2 separate regions of the Homo sapiens genome follow, and region 1 is linked to region 2. Evidence: chromatin loops called from intact Hi-C (ENCODE). Cell type or tissue: heart left ventricle. All regions are shown on one strand. Each heading gives the region's core, and the rest is flanking DNA. Links, peaks and the distances in the headings are about the cores only.

Region 1 (9,007 bases), core at 2,428-7,427, 50 kb before region 2:
AACAAAATGAAGGCAGAAATAAAGATGTTCTTTGAAACCATGAGAATGAAGACAACGTACCAGAGTCTCTGGGACACATGTAAAGCAGTGTGTAGAGGGAAATTTATAGCACTAAATGCCCACAAGAGAAAGCAGGAAAGACCTGAAATTGACACCATAACATCAAAATTACAAGAACTAGAGAAGCAACAGCAAACAAATTCAAAATCTAGCGGAAGACAAGAAATAACTAAGATCAGAGCAGAACTGAAGGAGATAGATACACAAAAAACCCTTCAAAAAAATCAATGCATCCAGGAGCTGGTTTTTTGAAAAGATCAACAAAATAGATAGACCTCTAGCCAGACTAATAAAGAAGAAAAGAGAGAAGAATCAAATGGATGCAATAAAAAATGATATAGGGGATATCACCACTGATCCCACAGAAATACAAACTACCATCAGAGAATACTATGAACATTTCTGTGCAAATACACTAGAAAATCTAGAAGGAAGGGATAAATTCTTTGGACCCTCCCAAGTCTAAACCAGGAAGAAGTCGAATCCCTGAATAAACCAACAACAAGTTCTGAAATTGAGGCAGTAATTAATAGGCTACCAACCAGAAAAAGTCCAGGACCAGACAGATTCACAGCTGAATTCTACCAGAGGTACAAAGAAGAGCTGATACCATTTCTTCTGAAACTATTCCAAACAATAGAAAAAGGGGGAATCCTCCCTAACTCATTTTATGAGGCCAGCATCACCCTGATACCAAAATCTGGCAGAGACACAGCAAAAAAAGAAAATTTCAGGCCAATATCTCTGATGAACATTGATGCCAAAATCCTCAATGAAATACTGGCAAACCGAATCTAGCGGCACATCAAAAAGCTTATCCACCATGATCAAGTCGGCTTCATCCCTGGGATGCAAGGCTGGTTCAACATATGCAAATCAATAAACTAATATAATTTTAAAATAAGTTTATCCTATTTCCCAGACTACAGGCACCTGCAGTTTTGCATGTGCTATCAGAAAATCAGGTAGTATAGTGTGGGAGATGCCAGTGCAGGGGAGCTTAGGAGAAAGGGATGAATGTCTGCTAGGAATTGGAGACACCAATTCGGAGAGGATCAAGGGCACCTCTGTAACTCTCTTGCTGAAATCATTAACTCCAGGTAAAAGTTGGTTTATGGGAAGATGAGAAAGAAAGAAACCAAACAGCACATATGGATAAGTGCTGCTGAAGAAGGAATAGAAATAACACCACATCTTAAAGACTCTGAGGAAAAGAAAACCCCTAGAAGAGGTCTTAACTTCTGTAGAAAGTAGAAGACATTTTCAGGAAATGCTGAGATTCTCCAAAGAATATACTAATAGAAAAATCTAAAATGTCATTCTCCCATATTTGATTAGAAGGGAAAAAACAAATGATTAACTTGGCAGATAAAGTATTTGATAAAATTCAGTACTCCTTCCTGATTAATTAAAAAAAAAACTTTTAGCAAAGTAGGAATAAAAAAAGGAACTTCCTTGACTTGATTATGGGTATCAAATACAGCAAACTTCTTTTTCAACAGTGAAACATTAGAAGTACTCCCTTTAAAATCAGGACAAAGCAAGGCTGTCTACAATCACCACTTCTATTTATCATTGTACAAGAAGTCCTAACCAGCAAGTTAAGAAAGAAAAAAAGACAAAAAGGGTGTGAAGTCTATGCAATAGCAACAAATGGCCAGAAAACTCAATTCTTAAAAAAGATACTGTTTTTAAAAATCCAGAAAAAAATCTATATCAATATCTCTGCATTTATCCAAGAAATAAATCTAACAAAAGGTATATGTACAAGCCACACAAGAAAAATATTATAAAACTTTATTGAAATTCATTAAAGCGCTCACTTTGGCAGCACATATACTAAAATTGGAACGATACAGAGAAGATTAGCATGGCCCCTGTGCAAGGATGACATGCAAATTTGTGAAACGTTCCATATTTTTCCTTTCTGCCTCTTTTCTTTCCTTCTCTTGGTACCTGCTCATGGTTATGAAGCTTTCAAAGTAAAGAACGTGTAGTACCTCCTGAGTATTACCAGTGGGTACCAAAAAATAAATCATTAAAGAAGACCTAAATGAAGAGACAACTTATTGTTACATTGAGTGTATGTGTGTGTATGTGTACTCGTGCATATGTGTATGTGTACATGTACAGAATAAGGTCTAGAAGTAAAAGCAACAAAATGTTAGTATTTGTTACCATCAGGTAGTGGAAGCAGACATTTTTCTTTTTGAATTAGTATTGTCTAATTTTTATCGTAAACCATAAATTGTATTTTTTATGTGGTAGTTAAAATGTGCATGAACTGCATCTTACTGTAGCTATCCTATTTATTTATTTATTTATTTGGGACAGAGTCTTGCTCTGTTGCCCAGGCTGGAATGCAATGGTGCAATCTCAGCTCATTGCAGCCTCCGCCTCCTGGGTTCAAGTGATTCTCATGCCTCAGCTTCCCAAGTAGCTGGGATTACAGGCGCCCGCTATCACGCCTGACTAATTTTTTGTATTTTCAGTAGAGACAGGGTTTCGCCATGTTGGCCAGGCTGGTTTCGAACTCCTGACCTCAAGTGATCCACCCACCTAGGCCTCCCAAAGTGTAAGGATTACAGGCATGAGCCACTGCGCCCGGCCACTGCAGCTATCCTTTAAAAACTTAATTAATATATTTTATTTCTTAGAGCAGGTATTTTTAAATTTTTCTTCTGCAAATTTACTTGTATAAATAAATCACAAGAACGTTTGTCTTTTTAAAAAAGTTACATATCTTTACCTTCTTCATCAAGGCTGCTAAAACTTTGTCCTTCAGTCAGCAAATCCCGCTTCTCATCCTTCCATTCCTGGCTAATTGAGGACACAATCTCCTGTGAAGTGGCCTTTAGGGCGGCGATTGAATTGCACCGTTTCTTAGACGGTGAAGCCTTCAAAGCTAGACAGAAAGGAAAAGGACAAATACAGATATTTACTGTAAAATCACATTACTATTTTATTTAAAAGTGAATATTTTATTATTTATTAACATTTTAGTTATTATTTGAATAGAAGACAAGACGCTTATTTTATATATATGGAAAGGGAGATGAACTTGTTTCATCTGATGAATACGATGAATTGGCTATATTATTTGTCCAAAATGACTTGACTTAAATCAGAATTTCCTAGAGCAAATTAAAAGTTAAAATTTCTCTCCAGATTTTGCAATAAAGTCTTACTTGAGGTAAAATTCAAATGTTTTATTGCTAAAGAATCATTCCCCCCTCTCCAAACAATGTTTTTCTAGTGCTGGGAGGAGGATGGGTGAGTTGATAAGCACAGATGGTAAAGTATAGAGAATTCTCACGACCCTGGTTTTATTAACTTGGGACTGGGAATTTCTAAACATGCCAATGTTTAATCTTCTACTCATGTTGCCCAATTTAGCCAAGTTACTTCTGGTTGCTTTTTTCTTTCTGTGACTTTCCACTGACATTTCCTACCCTTTAGCTCTTTTCTAGGTCATGGTTTTATGTCAGACGTATAATTCACTTCCAATCTTTGTCTAAACAGCAGTCTACAACTTCAGAAGTGTGTTGGGAACCTGAACTAATGAAAATGTACTTCACCATCAATCATGCTTGCTGAAGCCTGGGACTTCATGGAGGACACGTCCATGGAAGCTGCTTAAGCGGCAGCAAGGCCATCCTTATTTACATTCACTATTTGCTGCAATAATTCTTCTTGGCTTAATATTGCTTGAGAATTTCCTTGGAGGGAGGGGGAGAGGGAAGTTGAGGCCTCTTTATGTTTTCCCCTGAATATGTTTTTGGCAGTGTCTCTCTTCCTTTAGAAGTTTGCATAAAGGGGTAGCCTGATAGTAAGTGTATTAGAGTAATTGTGTTTAGCCTTGGGAATCTCAGAGCTTAGATTACACAGCTCATCTGGGGCCTTCCCAGAGGCTGCTTGCAAGAACTTAATTGGAGAAGGACTTTGGGACACACAAATGAGAGAAGAATGGAGGACAATCTCTCCACTTAAAGAGAAGGGAAGGTTTATTTGTCCCTCGAGCAGTCTTAGAATCATAATAATATCATCATCCTAATAAATAACATTTGTGGAGGGCTTTAGAGTCTGGAATCCAACATTCACATTGCATATCTCAAACCATCCACATGTATGAGGAAGAGGAAGGCCCTTTTTTAGGCCCAGAAACTGAGAATAGAAAGATTGTGGCTTGCTCAGGGTCACAGAACTAGCAAGCATGAATTTCAGGTGTCTTTCTTTTCTTAAGTTGCTTTCTAGGTGGTTCATTTTCTAGTTCTTTAGCATTCTGTTTTCTGGTTAAACTGAGGGGAGAAAAAGATAAACCTTGAATTTGTTTTTCTTTGAGGGGAAGAAATTTTTGAATGTTTAAAAAATAAGTTATGTTTACCTTAATTCTCCACTCTCTCAAACAGTGGTTACACTTGTTTTACAAGGAAGAAGCCATTATTGTCACACTGGCCTCTGCCTTAACATTCTATCTGCTAACTTTTATTTATTTTATTTTATTTTATTTTTCTTTAAGTTCTGGGATACATGTGCTGAACATGCAGGTTTGTTACATAGGTATACATGTGCCAAGGTGGTTTGCTACACCTATCAACCTATCATCTCTATCTGCTAACTTTTATAGACCTTCAATAAACTCCTGTCTTTCAATATAGTATTTTAAAACTGCTTCTTCTTCTTTTTTTTTTTTTTGAGACGGAGTTTTGCTCTTGTTGCCCAGGCTGGAGAGAATGGCGCAATCTCGGCTCACTGCAACCTCCGCCTCCCAGGTTCAAGCAATTCTCCTGCCTCAGCTTCCTGAGTAGCTGGGATTACAGGCATGCGCCACCATGCCTGGCTAATTTTGTATTTTTAGTAGAGACGGGGTTTCTCCATGTTGGTCAGGCTGGTTTCGAACTCCTGACCTCAGGTGATCTGCCTGCCTTGGCCTCCCAAAGTGCTAGGATTACAGGCATGAGCCACTGTGCCCAGCTGTATTTTAAAACTTCTAAATCAGAGGATCTCAGATGTGGGGTGGAAACTAAGGGGTCTCTGAGACCCTTTCAGAAGATCTGTGATGTTAAAATTATTTTCATCATCATCATAAGACATTATTTGCCTTTTTCACTTTCATTCTCTCATATGTGTAGAGTTTTCTAGATGTTACATGACCTGTGATGTCACCACATATTGAATTCAGAAGCAGATGTGAGACTCCAACTTATCTTCTATTAAGCCAGACGTTAAGGATTTCAAACAAAAAGGTAAAACAATTCCACTTTTCTCACTAAATTATTTGTGGAAAATATAATTATATTTTGTAATTATTTATGTTAAAAATTGACTGATGTTAACACGCAATTTTTTTTGTTAACTGGTAAGAATTAATAAATATTTTTAAATTTTTCTCAATTTTAATTTCTAATATGTGAAATATAGATAGCTATCACCCACATAAATAAAAGCTCTTTGGTGTCCTCAATAATTTTTAAGGGTGTAATGTGGCCCTGAGACCAAAAGGTTTGAGAACTGCTTTTCTACATCATAGTTCTTAGGTCAATGTTATTTCTCTAAACGAAGAAACAGCAATGATCAAAAGGTTTTCGGCAGTACCAAGGAAATGCGATCAGGGTGAGAGCCGTGTAATGAGGAAAAGATACTCAGGAGACCTATACTCATGGCATTTCATGGAGTGAGGGCCAAAAGACTGGAAAAAGAAGTAACTCTTTGTTCTTTATCAGCATCACGTATAATGAGGAGCAGAGAAGACCGGAAAACAAACCTCTGCCAAGACCACATAGCACCACAACAAAGAGTTCACTTTTGTCTCAAGTGGTGAGTTTCTTCCTTAAAGGAATGATCTCACTCAGCAGATAAGAGCTTGGATTTTGCAGAAATTTAATTCTCAGGATCTCTTTTGACTGGGTAACATTGAGAGCTGGTTTGGGTGGCTGGTTGCTTCCTTTTGTGTGGCAGAAACGCCTAGATTTGTCTTTGGCTCAACCATGGCTGGCAGTAGGTATCCTGTGTCCATTTCTAGCCTTGCATTCTGCCACTCGACTGCCTCCATGTTCACTTTTCAGCTCACCCTTCTGCCATATTGGAACCTACCATGTTCATTCTGCCCTTAGGCCTTTGCACATGCTGTTCTTTCTCCTTGAGATGCCCTTCCTGTCTCTCTTCTTAATGAACTCTGGGTTACATTTTCAGGATTTAGTTGAAATATCTTTTTCTCTGTGAGCTCTCTTTTGGAAGAATTGGTCTTTTTTTCTCTTATTTCTCTCCGCGTACCCATAGTAGCATATGCAGAAATATTAGCAATTGTTTCATTACAGATCTGTCACATGTTTCAATCTCCGGCTCAAAAGAGACTATTAAATTATTGAGGGAGGAACTAATCAATATTTAAAAAGCTTTCTATATCATCAGTGCTTAGTGTAGTGCTAGATACATAATAGGTGCACGAGTGTTTGTTCATGAATGCATTATTGTTCTGAAGTTTTAGAACAGTTAATTTTCTCTAACAAATTAATTTAACTCTTATATTCTATTCAGGAAACTAAGCTTTAGTACTTTAGACAAATTATTCGTATGGAGAATTTCAGTGAAGTTTCAACATAATGGTGGCTAATATTTCCAGGAAATATTATAGGATTTTGTAGACATTATTACACCGGCAGCATGACTCACTTGTGGGTGGGATGAAGGGATTTAAAAAGGTTAAAAAACACTGACTTCAAAAAAGAAACTTGAAGACCAGGTACTATTTTCTTGGTGGGAGGGGAGTATGCCTTTAGGCATTAAGGGCTTTAAATTAACCATGGTTGATGGAACATCTTAAAGTTAACTCAAGTGTCTACTTTTCTAATAATTTAATTACCCTTTGAAATGGTGGTGTTAGATAAAAATTCCATTCATTCATTGCATTATTCATCAAATAACCATTGAGTGTCTACTGTGTGCCAGGAAATGTGTTAAGTGAAAGTTAAGGACTTTGGGCACCAGGGAATCCATGGACGTTTATTTCCTTTAGCATTATTATTATTATTATTATTAGCATGGAAGGGTTTTAACAGAAATCAGCAAGAGCAGATTTATATTTTAAACTGATTCCTCTAGCTGCAGTGTGTGTGTGTGGAAATTGGATTGAATGGGTACATGATGGGAGGCAAAGAGACCTGTTTGGGGCCACAACTTTATGCAAAAAAAAAAATAATAATAAAACCTGCAAACCAAAAAACACAGTGGCTGAATCAGGAGAGGTACTGTGAGAGAAGGGGCTGCAATCCTGATACTGCAGAGTGAGGACTGATAGGTGTTGCTGAGTAACTGCACGTGGGTGGTAAGCAGAAGGAAGGGGTCAAGGGATGATGGCAGCATTCTGGCTGGGTAATTGGGTGGATTGTGGTGGTCTTCCATAAGACGTGGACCCAGGTAGAGAGGCAGACTCTGGGGTGGTAAGTGGCTAAATTCAATTTTGGGCATGCTGAGCTTGTGGAATCTAGTGGATGCTTAAGTTTGGGGAGTGGACAGGCAAGGGGAATTGCTAGAAGTGTGGGGAGTAAGTTGCAAGTACACAGATGGTAACTGAACCCTTGGGAGAACAGGGAATTACCCAGAGTGCTGTATAAGAAGAGACCGAGTCAGAGCCTGGACCCTGAGGAGCAACCACAATAAGAGTAAGCAGGGATGAAAAGCTTCCAAAGGATACCAAGGAGGAGAAGAGAGGCTGGAAGGCAACCAGGGAAGTCCTGAGTTACGAAAGACAAGCGAAGAGCGTTATTTCACAGAGAACTGCTATCAGTGGTCTCACATGCTGGAGAGTTTTAAGAAGACTGAAAGAGGCTGGGTGCGGTGGCTCACACCTGTAATCCCAGCACTTTGGGAGGCCAAGGTGGGTGGATCACTTGAGGTCAGGAGTTCAAGACCAGCCTGGCCAACATGGCAAAACCCTGTCTCTACTAAAAATACAAACATTAGCTGGGTGTGGTGGCGCATGCCTGTGGTCCCAGTTACTCTGGAGGCTGAGGCAGGAGAATCACTTGAACCTGGGAGGCAGAGGTTGCAGTGAGCTGAGATAGTGCCACTGTACTCCAGCCTGGGCAACAGAGTGAGACTCCATCTCAAAAAAACAAAAACAAAAACAAAAACAAAAAAAACTGAAAGTTGTTCAATGGCTTGAGCAATGATTGTTGATTACTTCAAAAAGAACATTTTGGTAGAGTGGTGGGATCAAAAGCCACTGGAGAACACTGAATAGTGACAAGAAATAAAAAAAGTGAGACAGCAAGTACATCCAACTCTCATCTCCAATAGGGTGACAGTGAAGGAGGAAAAAGATACACCAGGAACTGAAGAGAGACAGATCGTTGAGGAGGTTTGTTTCTATGATATATGAGAATGAGCAGATAGAAGGATGAGGTGTGGAGCCAGAAGAGGGAGTGAATGGTTAAAATTACCCTGTAGTGGAGATAATCTCTACAGGGATCTGTCCTGGACCTTAAGGAGAAGATCGGACCCAGTATACATGGTATATTCATCCATTCAACAAATAAAAATTACAATATGTGCACCCTCCAAACCCACATGGCTTCATTAAGTGCTGGGGATACAGCAGTCACCTTACTTTTTTTTTTTTTTTTTTTTTTTAGATAGAGTCTTGCTCTGTCACCCAGGCTGGAGTGTAGTGGGGCATAATCTTGGCTCACTGCAACCTCTGCCTCCCAGGTTCAAGTGATTCTCCTGCCTCAGCCTCCCAAGTAGCTGGGATTACAGGCATGTGCCAGCACGTCTGGCTAATTTTTGTATTTTTAGTAGAGAAGGGGTTTCACCACGTTGGTCAGGCTGGTCTCGAACTCCTGACCTCGTGATCCGCCCACCCCGGCCTCCCAAAGTCTTGGGATTATAGGCGTGAGCCACCGTGCCCAGCTAGCTTACATTTAAATAAAGGGGACAGGCATTAAGT
Region 2 (9,007 bases), core at 1,759-6,758:
CTATGTCCCAGGCACTCATAAAGTTTATATCCCAGTAGGAGGAAACAGACAGTAAACAAGTAAATACATTACACATCAGAAAGTGGTAAGTGCAGTGGAGAAAAAAATGGATCATGGAAAAAGCAGCAGAGAATACCAGCAAAGAGTGAGGAATGAGTTGCAGTAAATTCTAAATAGGGTGGTCACTGAAGGCCTCCTTGCAAAGGTGACATTGGAGCAGAGGTTGAGACCAGGCAGCAAGCCACATGGCTATCTGGGGAACGGGCACTTCAGGCAGAGGGAAGAGAAAATGCAAAGGCCTGAGATGTGGTGGGCTCAAGGCACAGCAGAGGCCAGTGGCTGTAGCAGAGAGGGCAAGGAGGAGCCCTGAAAGGGATGGAGCCAGAGAGGTCAAGGGGACAGACCACATCCAGTGCTATAGGCCACTGGAAGGACTTTGTTGTTTTCTCTAAGGGGGCCGAAAAGCCATTGGAGGGTCTGGAGCAGAGGACCACTCTGTTGGGTTAGGAAACCACCGTAGAAGGACAAGGGGAAGATGTAGGGAGCATAATTCATAGACTGTTGCCACAGCTTCAGCTTTCAGTGCCTGCTGAGGCAGCACTTGCTCTGGAAAACTCTTCCTGGTTCCGCGGATAAAAGATCAATTGCTTCCTGGCCCTGGATGTTCTCATCACAGAAGTCACCACAAAATCCTGCAATTGCCTGTTTCCTTTTCCTCGAGTTGCAGAGACTGTAAAACTCGGTGCAGCAGAAACTGTGACTATCTTACACTGTGATACAGTTCCAGGACCTGTGCCTTGGAACATGGTAGGTGCCTACATACATGGTTGGTACTCAAGAAATTTCCGTCAGATGGCTGAACTCCACCAATAATTGTATGGCTGTAAATGTCACCAAAAAATGCTAAAACCAGCAAAGAAGTCTGTTTTTGGTTTTATTAAGCTCAGTGTTTATTAATTAATAAGCTACATAATTGACTAGAGAAACACTGGGTGGCAGAGAAAAAGATAAGGAGGCCATGCAGGTGTGAGACAGACCCAGCCTAGCAGAAGCAGGGGCTTAAAGAACCACATCATCTTTAAATTTTTCTTTTTTTTTTTTCAGACGGAGTCTCGCTCTGACACCCAGGCTGGAGTGCAGTGGTACAATCTCGGCTCACTGCAAGCTCCGCCTCCCGGGTTCACACCCTTCTCCTGCCTCAGCCTCCCGAGTAGCTGGGATACAGGCGCCCACTACATGCCCAGCTAATTTTTTGTATTTTTAGTAGAGATGGGGTTTCACCGCATTAGCTAGGATGGTCTCGATCTCCTGACCTCATGATCCGCCGGCCTCGCCCTCCCAAAGTGCTGGGATTACAGGCGTGAGCCACCGCACCTGGCCAAATTTTTCTATTTTTAAATTTTCGATCGACAAATAATGATTTGTTTAATTTTAGTTTTTTTATTTCAATAGCTTTAGGGGTACAAGTGGTTTCTGATTACATGGATTAATTGTATAGTGGTGGAGCCTGGGATTTTAATGCACCCATCACCTGAGTAGTGGACATTGTACCCAATAGGCAGTTTGTCATTCCCCATCCCCTGCCCACCCTCCCTCTTCTAAGTCTTCAATGTCCATTATACCACTCTGCATGCCTTTGCATACCCATAGCTTAGCTCCCACTTAGAAGTGAGAACATGCAGTATTTGTTTTTCTATGAGATATAATAATTGTATATATGTATTGGGTATGTGATGTTTTGATCATGAATACATTGTAGAATGGCTAACAAATCAGGATGGCTAACATATCCATCACCATACACACTTCCTTGTGGTGAGAATATTTAAAATCCACTTTTTAAATTAATTTAGAAAGATATACATTAACTGTGTTCACCTCGCTGTACAATGGATCACCAGAGCTGATTTGTTCCATCCAGCAGACTTCATATCCATTCGCCAACATTTTCCCTATTCTCTATCCACCCACTACCACCTCAGCCTCTAGTAATCATCATTCTCCTCTACTTCAATGAGTTCGATTTTTCTAGATTCCACAAGTAAGTGAGATCATGTGATATTTATCTTTCTGTGCCTGGCTCCTTTCAGTTAGCACATTGTTCTCTATGATCATCCATGCTGTTCTAAATGACAGAATTTTGTTGTTTTTAAAGGCTGAACAGTATTCCATTGTGTATATACATCACATTAAAAAAATCCATTTGTCCTTTGATGGGCATTTATGTTGCTTCCATCTTTCCCATTTTGAATAATGCTGCAGTGGACATGGGAGTGCAGACATCTCTTCGCCATACTGATTTCCGTTGCTTTGGATAGATACCCAGTGGTGGGGTTGTTGGATCATATGGTAGCTCTATTTTTAGCTATTTGAGGAACCTCCCTACTGTTTTCCAAAATGGTTGTATGAATTTACATTCCCACCAACAGTATACAAGAGTTCCCTTTGCTCCACATCCTCACCAAACACTTGTTATCTTTTATCTTTTTTGATAACAGCCATTCTAACAGGTATGAGGTGATATTTCATTGTGGTTTTCTCTCATGATTAAGAATGTTGACCATTTTTTAATGTATCTACTGGCCATCTGTATGTCTTTTTTTTTTTTTTTTTTAAAGACAAGGTCCTGCTCTGCCACCCAGGCTAAAGTGCAGTGGGCTGATCACAGCTTATTGTAGCCTCGACCTCCCCAGGCTCTGGTGATCCTCTCACCTCAGCCTCCTGAGTAGCTGGGACCACAGGAACGTGCCACCATGCCCGAATAATTTTTTTGTGTTTTTGTAGAGATGGGTTTTTGCCATGTTGCCCAGCCTAGTCTCAAACTTCTGGGCTAAGCAATCCACCTGCTACAGCCTTCCAAAGTGCTGGGACTACAGGGGTGAGCCACCATGCTTGGCCTGTGTATCTTTTTTTTTTTTTTTTTGAGGAATGTATAGTTAGGTCCTTTGCTCATTTTTAAATAGGGTTATTAGTTTTCTTGTTATTGAGTAGTTTGAGTTCCTTATTTATTTTGGATATCAACCCTTTACCTGATGCGTTATTTGCAAATATTTTTACCCAATCTGTAGATTGTCTCTTCACTCTGTTGTTTCCTTTGTAGTGCAGAAGCTTTTTAGTTTGATGCAACCCTTTTGATCTATTTTTACTTTTTTGCCTGTGCTTTTGGGGTTGCATTCAGGAAATCACTGCCTAAATCAATACTGCGCAATTTTCCCCTATGTGTTCTTCTAGTAGTTTTACAGTTTCTGGCCTTCCATTTAAGACTTTAATCCATTTTGAGATGATTCTTGTTTATGATGTGAGGTAAGGGTCCAATTTCATTCTTCTGAATATGGATGGCCAGTTTTCCCAACATCATTTCTTAAAGAGACTATCCTTTCCCCATTGTGTGTGGTTGCCACTTCTGTCAAAAGTCTATTGACTATAGGGTGTGTGTGTGTGTGTGTGTGTGTGTTTATTTCTGGGCTCTCTATCCTATTTGGTCAATGTGTCTGTTTTTATACTAGTACCATGCTGTTTTGATACTACAGCTCTGTAATATAAACAGCCATATCTTGAGGATGTAGGCATCTGAAAAAACATCAAGGCTAAAAATCCCACAATTTTTGTTCTGAGCTTGTGAATATTTAAGTCCCTATCATAGAAAAACCTGAAAGGAGGGAGACTGAAAGAAAAAGGGAGAGGAGGGAGAGAGAAACTAGCAGAAACATGATTAAAAGGTAGCTTCTAGATACATCTTTTACATTATTTTGCTTTGAAAATACTGAGGATAAAGGAAACAAAATTATCCCAGAAAAGAAAGAAGCAAGTGTCTGCTGGCTTCCTAAGTCATTGGCAACTTTGATCGTCCACTTCCCCTTCTTTCTGTTAGCCTTGCTTCTTGACAATCTCTTGCTAAACAGCATTAGAGCCTAAGCCTACAGATGAGTTGAGGATAAGTTAGGAAAACAAAAATAGCTATCAGACTGCAGACAGGACACCATAAAAACCGAGAGGAATCAGAGAGCACTTGCCCAGCCATGTGTGCAGACAAAGTGTCCTTGTGGAAGAGCGATTTGTGAAAAGGGCGTGAGATTTGTATCAGTTGCTAGTTATGTGATTCTGAGTAAGGAATTTAGCATCTTGGAGTTTTAGAAGTTTCATTTCTAAAATAAAGGTAATAATATCTACTGGAAAGTCACTGGAAGTTTTTAAAGTGAATGCTTTTGAAAACCCTGGCAAAGAGTGACCATGTATTGCTGTTGTTAATTTTATGACATGATCACACACAGGTGAGAGAAGCACACGGCCTACAATATACTCATTCCACAGGCAGGTAAGGAAGAGCTGATACCACCCTAGGATACACTGAGGTTCTCAGCCTACTGCCCATGACTTCAGGGTGATCCAAAGAGACACTAAAACATTCTGAGTGAAGCAAGAAAATGTTGGGTTTCTCATTTACTCACGAATTTGGGACCCTGGAATATAAAGGTGTGGACTCCAAGCTCTCATAAAAAGTAAAGGCAGACCCTAGACTCTCTTTAGGAATTTGGATTCTTTGTTCCATGGCATTTGAATTCCTGACACAGAACTTCCTTATGGGTAGGAGTTTATGTTGTGAAAATATGAAAACAACAAAGGATGCAGAAATTAGAGGTTGCAAATTGAGAAATTAGGGGGTGATCCGGAAAGAGGTGTCTAGAAAAAACTGGATTCAGACCTGAACATCTGCTCCCAATTAAAGTCTCCAATTCTTCTATAAGCAGTGACATTAAAAAAAAATGCAGTGACATAATATGAAGACTATTTCATTGGTTACTACATTGTCAAATATTCTTTTATTATGTCATTTATACATAACACGAATGAAATAATAAATTGTTTTGATCCACTTTAATAACCCTTTGGGGGCTATTCATAGACTAGCATCAATGTGCAATAAACTGTGATTATGATACTGAACAGGAGTATCACCATTATGCTGTAGAATTCTATGGTTTCTCACTCTACAACTTGGTTACCACATTCTCTTCTAAGCCACCTTCTTTGCAACATTGCCTCTTAAGAGCAAATGAAGAGGAGAGATGGGAACATTTTAATTAGTCATGATCAAAAGCCCCCATGTGTGCTCCTGGGTTTTATGCACCTTCCAGGCACTTGTCATCTGTGCAAGCTGTTCTAATGTATTCATGCTCTTGCTTCTATTTCCTGCAGGGTCTCCCTGCTATATTCACTGGAGAAAAAGAAAAAGCAGAGCACAACCCAGCTGGGCCCTGCCAGTGTAAATTAACAATGTAAACTTGCCCCATGTGGTGGAGATAATTTTATGTGCCATTTCTTCCCCCGATAGTATGAAATATTCACTCTGCTCTCTTTCTTATTGGCGCAGGTGAGCCTGAAAAGACTCATATAAGTTCTACTGGATTTTTGAATATCCAGGCACATGATGGAGAAGGAAAGAACCCATAGCTGGTTGCCCAAGCAGAGATGGGAATGCTCTGGGGCCCTTTGGCTTTGCCTTGGGAGGTGTTTGTCTAGGAATAAGGAAGAAGGAAAGTTTGCACTGCTGTATGTACAGAAGCCCCTTCACCATACTGTCTCACAATCCAAATTATGCATGTTTCAACATGAAACTTGTAATCAGCATGCACAGGGTGAATTTTAATGGGATGGAGGGCATAAACAGAGTAATTCAGGCAGGAATCCAGATGCAACAGCAAAAAGCTAAGTAGAAATACACACATATCGCAGGTATTCAATATCACACCTAAGTATGGAGTTACCAATGGCTAGAGATTGTTCCCACACCTCCAACTTAACTCACTGTATCTTACAAGTGTGGGTTTGAGTAGCCCCAGTTTGACAGCCACCACGATGCACTTTGTGATTGGCACTGTATCCTTTGTTTCTTCACAGGGTTTTTCAAGCAATGTCTTATTTCCTATTTCTGTGCTTTCCTTTAGCTAAACTCTTCCACAATGTGTTTTGTTAAAGGTGTTTGACTTCTTTCAGCTGTATTCTTCAGAATGGACAATCACAGGTCAATGGGCTAGGAAGAGGCTAGTTTGAGTACATATTTGGTAAGAGGTCTGTGATTCTCATCAAATATGGAAAGCATGAGGCCAGCTGGTGAAGGGTCTTCAAGCTCTTGGGGAAGGATGGGGAGACCACTGTTTGGTCTAGGCTCTGCCCCCACCAATGTGTGTAACCTTGGGCATCTCCCTTTGCTGATCCCAGCTTCAGATTCCTCATCTGTAAAATGAAGGATTGAGCTAAAAAGTCGCTGAAGGTTATTATACCTGACACTCAAGCATGCTGTGTCATGCAAACGACCCTTTCCTCATCTATCACACTCCAGATCATTAGGTGCAGTCCCAGATAGAGCGGTTTGGAGGTGAGCTTCCAGAGACTCCAAAGTTTGTTGGGGAGCTGCCTCAGTCCTGTGCTGCAGGTGTCCCCAGTGCAGGCACAGGTGGGTGGCAGCAGCTGTTGGGGACCAGGTAGTTATGTTTAGCTAAGGCCACTGCCTTTGTTCTGTTTCTTGCAAGCCCCAGAGATGTGTCTAGACACTGAACCATGTGTGTGGTGAATGAGGGAGGTGGACAAATGGAATCAAACAAAAGCACACTTACATACCTGGCTCTATCTTTCCCTCTATTTTGTGTGTGTGTGTGTGTATGCGTGTGTGTGTGTGTGTGTGTGTGTATGCGTGTGTGTGTGTGTGTGTGTGTGTGTGTGTGTTTCAGATGCAGTCTTGCTCTGCCGCCCAGGCTGGAGTGCAGTGGTACAATCTTAACTCACTGCAACCTTTGCCTCCGGGGTACAAGTGATTCTCCTGCCTCAGCCTACCAAGTAGCTGGGACTACAGGCTCATGCCACCGTGCCCAGCTAACGTTTTTGTATTTTTGGTAGAGACGGGATTTTGCCATGTTGGCCAGGCTGGTCTTGAACTCCTGACCTCAGGTGATCCACCCACCTTGGCCTCCCTAAGTGCTGGGATTACAGGCGTGAGCCACCACAGTTGGCCTCTCTCTACCTTTTAAGTTATATTTACGTACATAAAAGCGAAAAGAATTGTGAAATTAACACTCATGTATCTATCTTCCAGCGTCAACTCATGGACAACTCATTCATGATCAATCAATGATCAACTCATGGCCAATCTTGTTTCTTCTAGACCTCCAACCACTCTGCTGCCCTACTTCCCTCAGATTTTTCTTTTTGTAGGGGGGCATTCAATTTAACAGTTATAGTGAGATGTAAGTCAGATAGCATTCAATTCACCCGTTTAGAGTACACAATCCTTCCGATTAATTTTTGAATTGATAAATAAAATTGTATACTTTTATGGTATACAACATGATGTTTTGATACATGTATACATTGTGGAATGGCTCAATTAAGCTAATTAACATATTATTTACCTCACATATTCATCACTTTATTTGTGGTGGGAACTTTTTCTTTTTTAAAAAAATGATATATAATAGTTATACATATTTTAGAGGTACATGTGATATTTTGATACCTATACACAATGTGTAATGATCAAATAAGAGTAATTGGGATATCCATCACCTCAAGCATTTATCTTTAAAATCTACTCTCTTAGCAATTTTCAAGTATATATTATTATTACCTATAGTCACCATGTAGAATAGATCTCCTGTATTTATTCCTCCTCTCTAATTCAAATTTTGTTTTTTATTTATTTTTATTTTTATTTTTTTGAGATGGAGTCTTGCTCTGTCACCCAGGCTGGAGTACAGAGGTCCGAACTTGGCTCACTGCAACCTCTGCCTTCCAGGTTCAAGTGATTCTCCTGCCTCAGCCTCCCGAGTAGCTGGGATTACAGGCATGTGCCACCACGCCCATCTAATTTTTGTATTTTTAGTAGAGACGGGGTTTCACCATGTTGGCTAGGCTGGTCTCAAACTCCTGACCTCAAGTGATCTTCCCACCTCGGCCTCCTGAGGTGCTGGGATTACAGGCATGAGCCACCGTGCCTGGCTGTCTAATTCACATTTTGTATGCTTTGACCAACTCCTCAGATACTATTGAAGTACATCCCAGATATCAAACCATTTCATCCATAGATATTTCAGTATATCTTCTAAAAGACAAGGATTCTCCTTTTAAAATAGAACCATGATATTATTATCCCACAAAAAAGTTATTTCTCAACACCATCAAATATCTTGTCAATCTTTATATTTCCTTAGTTTCCTATAATTTAGAAGCTTGTTTATTTGAGTTGCCTGGACCTATCTCTTAATAATGTTAATAATGTTCCTGATAAAAACTCTCCCCTCCAGCCATATTGGTCCACTAAATGTCCTTTCGAAAACTGAACACATCCACATCTCTGATTCTACAGTGCCCCTTCCAACCCTTCACCCCCTGAGCATCCATCTCTTTTCTACCTTTTAAAATCCCTCGTAGTTTTTAAGGCATGGTTAAAACCACATCATGCTCATAAGAAGACCTCCTAATCATCACCCCAACAAAGAGAAAGACCCCTACCTCAACCCTAGAGTATTTCATGTTTTGCTTCAGTTTTTACATTTATTGCCTGGTAGAGTTGATTGGTTTTCTACATAGACAAATTAGTATTCCAGTTTGATTTTAAGTTCTTTGTGTGTCATGACTTGCAGTTTTTTGAATTTCCCTACAACTATGAGCAAAGCATTTTAGATATAATTGGTGTTCAAAGTGTCCACTGATTGATTAATTTACCTTTTGCTAGGTACAGGGACAAAGACTTTTCTTGTGAGAAGTGATGAGCTTAGATTCTTATGCTCCTTTGTAAATACTCTAACCACATTATGAAAATAATTTTTCCAGCTTAAAGACTCATTAGGAAACTTGGGGAGGCTGTGTGGGAAGTTGTTCAGAAAAGGATCTTCCCCAAAGAAAGCAAATTTGTGAGGTCCAGATGAATGAAAGAATGGACTTCCAGCCTTTGGGGCAATGGATATGGGAGGGCTAAAGACAGGCATCCATCTGGTCATATTGACTGGATCAA

Evidence for each region. Peaks named below come from ENCODE experiments on the same cell type or tissue, not always from the same donor. Only the 100,000 strongest peaks of a DNase experiment are listed, where the experiment ranks them.
Region 1: it touches region 2 in a loop (2.2-fold over the local background); 11 of 110 quality-filtered maps call a loop at or near these places.

What each region holds. Positions count from the first base shown.
Region 1 is chr9:68,928,848-68,937,854 of GRCh38, reverse strand. PIP5K1B (phosphatidylinositol-4-phosphate 5-kinase type 1 beta) reads right to left here. Exons shown (of 16, transcript NM_003558.4): 13 at 2,810-2,965. It also overlaps the pseudogene RNU6-820P. Among named protein-coding and RNA genes, the nearest start is that of PRKACG, 81 kb to the left of the region's middle. RefSeq lists an enhancer at 4,625-5,824. In heart left ventricle, for the core only: no CTCF peak of the experiment used is centred there; no DNase peak of the experiment used is centred there; H3K27ac peaks cover 747 bases.
Region 2 is chr9:68,878,273-68,887,279 of GRCh38, reverse strand. The region is part of intron 6 of PIP5K1B (phosphatidylinositol-4-phosphate 5-kinase type 1 beta); the gene reads right to left. Among named protein-coding and RNA genes, the nearest start is that of PABIR1, 100 kb to the right of the region's middle. In heart left ventricle, for the core only: no CTCF peak of the experiment used is centred there; no DNase peak of the experiment used is centred there.